Regions from separate parts of the Homo sapiens genome. Here region 1 is linked to region 2. Evidence: chromatin contacts called from ENCODE Hi-C or POLR2A ChIA-PET data. All regions are on one chromosome and are shown on one strand. The core of a region is the stretch at or near the end of the contact, and the rest is flanking DNA. Distances in the headings are between cores, read along the strand shown.

The links. Hi-C counts contacts between places; a loop is a spot of excess contacts on that map. ChIA-PET counts read pairs that join two places held with the same protein, here RNA polymerase II (POLR2A). Pooled maps may share reads with other maps.
Region 1: a map with no recorded cell type shows a loop between it and region 2 (8-fold over the local background). The contact joins the enhancer-like site here to the promoter of SPAST in region 2. A Hi-C loop is called at or near these places in 3 of 37 single-sample maps with no recorded cell type and 5 of 50 pooled maps. POLR2A ChIA-PET finds 5 or more read pairs at or near these places in 6 of 52 experiments (GM12878, HEK293, T-cell and 3 more).

Annotation. Positions count from the first base shown.
Region 1 is chr2:31,810,791-31,814,767 of GRCh38, forward strand. No RefSeq gene overlaps it. Among named protein-coding and RNA genes, the nearest start is that of LINC01946, 8.8 kb to the left of the region's middle. RefSeq lists a silencer at 1,447-1,526. Within about 2 kb of position 1,406, at least 10 of the 41 ENCODE cell types and tissues checked have a DNase peak (open chromatin) inside an H3K27ac peak, as active enhancers do.
Region 2 is chr2:32,061,240-32,065,473 of GRCh38, forward strand. It overlaps SPAST (spastin), which reads left to right and starts at 2,317. Exons shown (of 17, transcript NM_014946.4): 1 at 2,317-3,007. The coding sequence starts at 2,593. RefSeq lists enhancers at 2,111-2,180, 2,229-3,029 and silencers at 2,401-2,540, 2,601-3,020, 3,051-3,180.

The DNA of each region.
Region 1 (3,977 bases), core at 156-2,655, 250 kb before region 2:
TCTTCTAGTCCTGGGACCAGACCTTTACATTTGAATGAAAGTTCAAACAGATTCAATTAACACTGAGTTCAAATTCTGAACGAAAGTTCAATTCTTAAAAAATCTGGCTGGGTGCAGTGGCTCACACCTGTAATCCTAGCACTTTGGGAGGCTGAGACGGGCAGATTGCCTGAGCTCAGGAGTTCAAGACGAACCTGGCCAACATGGTGAAACCCCATCTCTACTAAAATGCAAAAAAAAGAAAAAAACAGCCAGGCATGGTGGCAGGCGCCTGTAATCCCAGCTACCCAGGAGCCTGAGGCATGAGAATTGCTTGAACCCAGGAGGCAGAGGTTGCAGTGAGCCGAGATCGTGCCACTGCACTCCAGCCTGGGCAACAAAGTAAAACTGTTTCCAAAAAAAAAAAAAAAAATCCAATTGTCCTTCTTTTTACCCCATCTTCCAGACTATTCCCCATTAATTTTTATTTTTCAATTTTAGAAGAAATATCATTTATGTTTGTTTTGGTTTTGGTTTCAAAAAAGTTGATGCACTTTTGATCTAGCCCTGGTGCTCAGAGATGAGCCAGCTTGTTCTGCTCTGTAGGCTTAAAAGAGCTTTTTAAATAGCAAAACAATAAAATAATTCAGTTATCATAACTTTTCCCAAAAAGACCTTCTAACTTGAGAAGACCGGATCTTCTGTCTCATAGAACACTGAATACTGTACTCTTCTTGCTTCCTTCAAAATCTTAGAACCAAAGACCTCGTCAGAATACCGTTCATAGATAATTAATGCAGCTCCAGTTGTTTAATTGCAAGACTTGGCCTTGATTTTTGGTTATTTAATTCTCTCAGTAAAATGTAGCTGTTTTTAAAGCACCAGTTTTATGAGCACATGCTGTACTCATTGATGCTATGGAGTCCTTTGCATCTTTTCCCAGCTGGCAAAGTTTTTATAATGACATCTTAGGGATGAGACCATTAGAGAAAGAGAACCCATCTCGGGATTTACTGGGCAAATTAATCCTTTAAATTAGTACTTGCCCCAGGCCAGGATACCTCTCCTGTGGGGCTGTGGCATTAAGGGGGAAGAAGGTAAATACAATTGAGAGAGAAAATATTTAATAGCTTTCAAGTAAAACATATCTGGGCTTCAATAGTACTATCACTATGTTGCTTTGCACAAGTCCTAATAGCTATTAAAGTCTCAATTTTCTCATCTGTAAAATGAGATCTTGCAGGGCCATTGTAAGAATTAAGTGGGTTAATGGATATAAAGCATTTGGCCTACAGCAAGCTTGTAACATAATTTAAATCCCCCTGGAAAAAGAAAACCTGAAGTTTAAAGACAGAATCAGAACTGAAAGCAAGAACAGAAGCACTTCCTCTTAGAATCAGACATCCGGACCACACTCCTTGCCCTGACAGAGCGTAGGACATCTAGAAGGTTAGAGGAGAAGTCTGACTGTCATGGGGAGGAAGTTTGCCTAAACCAAGGCTGGTGCCCTCTCTAAAGCAGTTCAAAAGAATTTGAAAACACCAGCTCTGAGCACCCCACATAGCTTGTCAACTCACCCCATGTTATCTCAGTCATGATGACTCAACACTAGAGCCTGGCTTGGCCAGAGCACTGAGGCTACAGCCTTCTGTAAACAAGACCAAGGACACAGGACAGCAAGAAAGAAGACAGACAGGTCACTCTCCTGGCTACTTCTATCCAAACCTGTATATCAAAAGAAGAGAACTTCTCTCATTCACACTGCAGGAGAGGGTACAGGAGCAGAAGGAGTAAAGAGGAGATGGGACTTGGCTTAAGCACTGAAACAAATTGTGTGTCTGCACCCTAAACTGTCAACCCTGGCTATTCTTCAAGGTAAAGAAGAGGGCCCTAAATAATCATTTATGAATCATGTGGTCCAGGCACTCTCCCAGAGATCACTTCTCTCACTCCTCACCACATCTCTATTGGTAAAATATTATACTCCCTCTTTTAGTGAGGAGCAGAGGCTCTGAGAGACTATCAAGCTGTCCAAAGTTAAACAACTGAATCAGAACAGAAATTAGAACACAGGTCTTTCTGACATCTTACAAAACCAGTTAACATAGAATTCTGTATTTGGTATATAGAGTGTTTTCATTTTTGTGAGTTTGGGTTTTTGTTTGGTCAGTTATATTCAGGGGGTTCTTATTCTCCCCTAAATACTATTAAGTCATAGATATAAAATCCAACCCACTTCTTTTTAAAGACTTTGGATAAAACGCTGAGATGGGAGAGATCCCTTGACCCCTTCCTGGGACTTGCAACACTGGTGTGGCTCATTTTACTCAGCTACCACCCTCGAACCCCTTGTGGAAAGGGGAGCACACAGGTGAGCAGGTGCAAGAGCCAGGGCAAGTGCCTTTGGCCACCAGCCAGCCCACAGCAGCATCTAGGAGTTGCCCGCGACCTCTGGAGCCCCAGAAAGCATGTGTTACAAACAATGCTCTTTTAGCTTTCCCATCCACGGATGGCTTAAGTGCTGAACAGCTCAGTGAAGAGTCAGTGTGACAGCCTTTTTGGGTCCCCACACCCAATGCATCTCGAATTCTTGTCTGGCATCCAGGAAGAATCAGGTCATACGAACGGATCAAAGGATGGTGTATGCAGAAGATTTTATTGAGCAATGGAAGTGGCTCTCAGCAGGATGGGGAGCTAGAAAGTGGATGGAGTAGGAAGATAGTCTTCACCTTCCCCTTGCGGGAGGGGGAGCACACAGGTGAGCAGGCGCAGGAGCCAGGGTGCCTCCCAACCATCCCCAACTGAACTCCTCTCAACGTTCAGATGCTTCTTCTCAACGTTCAGATGCTTCTTCTCTTCTCTCCTCCTCTGCCATGCCACTCTGCTCCTCTGCCAGTGGAGCTTGGGCCTTTTATGAGTACAGAATGGGGGGCTTGGTGGGCCAGGGTCATTTTGGAAAAGGCAACATTTGGGCAGGAAAACAGGAATGCATGTTTTCATTTAGGGCCATGGGTCCAGGCCTGAGGATGAAGCCCTCTCCAGGGACCCCACCTTCTTCTACCCAGTATTTCCCTGCCTCCTGTCCATATCAATACTTTAATTAGCCTTAATGTTAAATCTGTTCTGAAGTCTTCAGATTTCAATAATCATTTCTTTATTACCATAATTAATGTAAATAATTCAAGAAAGTGGAAATTCTAACCCTATTGGGCTTTTCCCACAAGTGCCTGGTGCTTATCTGAAATAATGAACTAATTTCTCCTTGCTGCATCCATATATGAATCCAAAAACTGAGCAGTCCTTAGAAATGATCATTAGGCCTTCTCAGGTAGGCAGCAGGAAAAGCTGAAAGAATCTCAAAGGATCTGCAGCCAGGACATCCATTTAAAGAGGTAATATATGCTTCTATATAATTTATTATTTCTAACCTTGTTCCATTAGTTTTCACCACAAAAATTATTTCCAATTTTTCACCCACTTTATGCCAAACAGCAGGGGATGAATTACTACACCTCTTTAAAGGTTCTCAGAATTTCATGCAGTCTGAGTTACGAAAACAGAAAATGCAGGTTTCAAGCCAATAGTGTTTGCTTTGTTGAGTGAACTGAATTATTACATGTAAAAGGAATCCTATTTGCTAAGGATATTACTTTAATGGAGGTTTAGTTTTGAGCTTTTTATTTATTTTATTTTTTTTTTTTTTAGACAGAGTCTCACTCTGTCACCCAGGCTGGAGTGCAGTGGCACAATCTCGGCTCACTGCAACCTCTGCTTCCTGGGTTCAGGCAATTCTCCTGCCTCAGCCTCCTGGGTAGCTTGGGACTACAGGCACGCACCACCACGCCCAGCTAATTTTTGTATTTTTAGTAGAGACAAGGTTTCACCATGTTGGCCAGGATGGTCTCGATCTCTTGACCTCGTGATCCACATGCCTTGGCCTCCAAAAGTGCTGGTATTACAGGCATGAGCCACCATGCTCAGCCATGGTTTTAATTTTT
Region 2 (4,234 bases), core at 1,067-3,566:
GTGATCCGCCTGCCTTGGCCTCCCAAAGTGTTGGGATTACAGGTGTGAGCCACCGTGCCAGGCCCTGAATCAGATTTAAAAGAGGGCATTTCATTAAAAAAAATTTTTTGTTGTTTGCTTTTGAGACAGAGTCTCGCTCTGTCGCCCAGGCTGCAGTGCATTGGCATGATCTTGGCTCACCGCGGCCTCAGCCTCCCAGGTTCAAGTGATTCTCCTGCCTCAGCCTCGCACTAGTTGAGATTACAGGAATGCACCACCACCACAGGAATGCACCTGTCTAACTTTTGTATTTTTAGTATAGAGGGAGTTTTGCCATGTTAGCCAGGCTGCTCTTGAACTCCTGACCTCCGGTGATCTGCTCGCCTCGGCTCCCAAAGTTCTGGGATTACAGGCGTGAGCCACCACACCCGGCCGAAAGAGGGCATTTCAGAATGAGGGTCTAGCATAAGCACAGAGAAGGGGGAGCAATAAGAGGGAAACAGGGAGTAGGTCATTTTTGCAATAGCCTGTGACATTTGTAGGGCAGTACTGGCGGGGAATAATTAAGTAAAATTGGCTGGTGCTGTGGCTCATGCCTGTAATCCCAGCACTTTGGGAGGCCGAGGCGGGCAGGTTGCTTGAGCCCAGGAATTCAAGACCAACCTGGGAAACATAGCAAGACCCTGTCTCAACAAAAAAGTAAAAAAATTAGCTGGGGGCGCGATGGGGTGGCTCATGCCTGTAATCCCAACACTTTGGAAGGCTGAGGCAGGCGGATTGCTTGAGCCCAGGAGTTGGAGACCAGCCTGGGCAACATGGTGAAACCCTGGCTCTATAAAGAATACAAAAATTAGTCGGGCCCAGTGGCGTGTGCCTGTGATCCCAGCTACTCGGGAGGCTGAGGTGGAAGGATCACCTGAGCCAGGGAGGTGGAGGTTGCAGTGAGTCATGTTGTTTGCGCCACTGCACTCCAGCCTGGGCAATGGAGTGAAACCCTGTCCAAAAAATAAAAAAATAAAGCTGTGGCAGAATGTGGAGATTCTTGGAAGCTGGAAGCTCTCATGGGGCATTTGGAAACCTCACATTGTAAATAACGGAGTCTTTTTATCAGTTTGGCTTCCTTAGTTTTAGGAAACAAGAAATAATTATGGCTAACTCAAGTAAAAAGAGAAAGAGAAGAGAAAAAAGACGTGGAGATAGAGAGAGAGGGAGAGAGAGGAAAAGACGAAAGGAAGGAAGGGGGAAAGGAGAGAGGAAGAGAGAAACAGAGAAACAGACTGATTAGTGTATTGGATAGATTACATAACCAAGTGACCAGTCAGGAACCCAGCAGCTCTGGGGGAGCTCAATGTGATGCATTGATAAACCCGCTCTTAAGAGCACTCGTTTCCAGTTACTTTCTATTCGGTGGGTCTCCAGCCAAGATTCCAGGTCCCAGGAGAATCTGACTGACCTAGTGTTTGCTTCCGCCTTTGCGGTCTGGGTTCTGTGCTTGCAGCTCATTAGAATACAGGGAGCAGAGACAAGCAGGTAGTTTCCCAAAGGAAGGGATGCTGAGTAGATTAAAAAAAAAGTGTAGATTCTTCAGTAAACTATGGGATGGTAACTATGCAAAACCTAAGATTTCCCTTATTCAAATAAATTATCTTTCATATTAGACATCTAAATATGCACTAATTTAGTTAAACCCCTGGGTTAGTTGATCTCATCACACTGAGCTAACATTTTTGTTGCTGTTGTTTGCAGTGACCTGAAGTTTCTTATCTTCACAATTGCTTTCCTCTCAAATAATTCCCAGATTTTAAATTTTTATTTTATTTTTTCTGGAGACGGAGTCTCGCTCTGTCGCCCAGGCTGGAGTGCAGTGGCGCGATCTCAGCTCACTTGCAGCCTCTGCCTCCCGAGTTCAAGCGATTCTCCGGCCTTAGCCTTCCAACCAGCTGGGACTACAGGCGCGCGCCCCCACGCCCGGCTAATTTAATTCCCAGATTGATATCCATTGCTTCTGAGATGGGCCAATTATCCTTCGGAGAAGACTTAGGTCGCCTGGCAGAAAAAGATGAAAGAAATCTAAGAAAACGACGACACTGAGAGAGGAGCCTAGCGAACCAGCAGAGCGACCCCAAGCCGCAATTCCCCCTTCCGTGGATCGATTACGAAGGCTTCCTGGCAGGAGCTCTCCAGGGCTGCCGACGTGAGCCGAACTGCACATTGGGAACTGTAGTTGAGTGGGAAAGCCGAGAGGCGGGGGCCGCACACGCGTACAGGGGCCCCGGTCAACAAAGACGCGCCGTGCGCGCGCGCGCCGGAGAAAAACACGGGAAGACGTGCGCGTGCGCGGCCGCCGCTGGGAGCCACCAGGCGGCGGAGAGGACAGCGACAGGAAGGGAGGGGCCCGAGCCACCGACTGCAGGAGGAGAAGGGGTTGTGCTCCTGGCCGAGGAAGGAGAAAGGGGCGGGGCCGGCGGGCAGCGTGCGGCAGTGCGGAGCTCCTGAGACCGGCGGGCACACGGGGGTCTGTGGCCCCCGCCGTAGCAGTGGCTGCCGCCGTCGCTTGGTTCCCGTCGGTCTGCGGGAGGCGGGTTATGGCGGCGGCGGCAGTGAGAGCTGTGAATGAATTCTCCGGGTGGACGAGGGAAGAAGAAAGGCTCCGGCGGCGCCAGCAACCCGGTGCCTCCCAGGCCTCCGCCCCCTTGCCTGGCCCCCGCCCCTCCCGCCGCCGGGCCGGCCCCTCCGCCCGAGTCGCCGCATAAGCGGAACCTGTACTATTTCTCCTACCCGCTGTTTGTAGGCTTCGCGCTGCTGCGTTTGGTCGCCTTCCACCTGGGGCTCCTCTTCGTGTGGCTCTGCCAGCGCTTCTCCCGCGCCCTCATGGCAGCCAAGAGGAGCTCCGGGGCCGCGCCAGCACCTGCCTCGGCCTCGGCCCCGGCGCCGGTGCCGGGCGGCGAGGCCGAGCGCGTCCGAGTCTTCCACAAACAGGCCTTCGAGTACATCTCCATTGCCCTGCGCATCGATGAGGATGAGAAAGGTAACTAGGGGGCTGGGGGAGGGGGCGGCGGCGCCGGGAAGAAGGCGGTGGGGTCGCCGGGGGAGGGCAACACCTGCGTCCCTTTTCTGCGGGAGGGGACGGTGCACCCCCGGAATTGATATGCCCCGGGAGACTGCTTTCCCGTAGGTCGGAGCCTCATCTTCTAGTATTCTTAAAACCTCTCCCCTTTCAGGGCACTGTAGCTGTCGACTTTGTTTCAGACACCAGCCTTCCCCCACACTTCTGCATGACCCAGGTCACTATGAGACACCCAGACGTGTTGATGACAGTGACATTTGTCCTAGAGTGACCACACTGATCCTTTCTAGCACTGTGAAGAGTGTGCAGCTTCCTCTGAACCAAGGTTTCCAAAAGGTTTTGATATTGAAGAAGCAGTGCCGCCTTACTGGCTTTTAATGAAAGCAGAGTATTGTAGTGTCAGAAAAAAAGAACAAATGGTGACAATTTTGAAAGAAATAGCTGCATATGACTGCAGTTGAATTTGCATCATTTTAATCAAGATAATCATTTTATCAGTACAACGATTCCTGAATACTTTTTCAATGAAGTTATATTTAGCATAAAACTTTTCCCCCTGTTGCTTTGATTTTAATTAAAACAGTATTCCAAAGTAGCCTTTAATTTCCAAGTTGAAATGTTTGATGAATGGATTGCGTAAACTTAAACATACCACTTTACAGTAAAACCTAAAACAACTATGTATGTTTCTGAATGAAAGCAAGGATACTACATCTTTCGGGTTTCTTTTAAGCTAACTTTTTTTTTTTTTTGAGACGGAATCTCGCCCTGTCGCCCAAGCTGGAGTGCAATGGTGCAGTCTCGGCTCACTGCAACCTCCGACTCCCTGGTTCCAGCGATTCTCCTGCCTCAGCCTCCCGAGTAGCTGGGATTACAGGCACGCACCACCACGCCTGGCTAATTTTTGTATTTTTAGTAGAGTAGGGATTTCACCATGTTGGCCAGGATGGTCTCCATCTCCTGACCTCGTGATCGGGTCGCCTCGGCCTCCCAAAGTGCTGGTAATACAGGCATGAGCCACCGCGCCTGGCCTTAAGCTAACATTTTTTATTATATGTGCCAGGCATTGTGCTATTAGCTTTGCATGTGTTATCTTTTTTCTTTTTAAAAAAAATAGCAACCATCCCAGACCATGAAAAGTGTTATTTAATCCTCACAATAACTTTGTGAGATGAAGGTATTATTGGT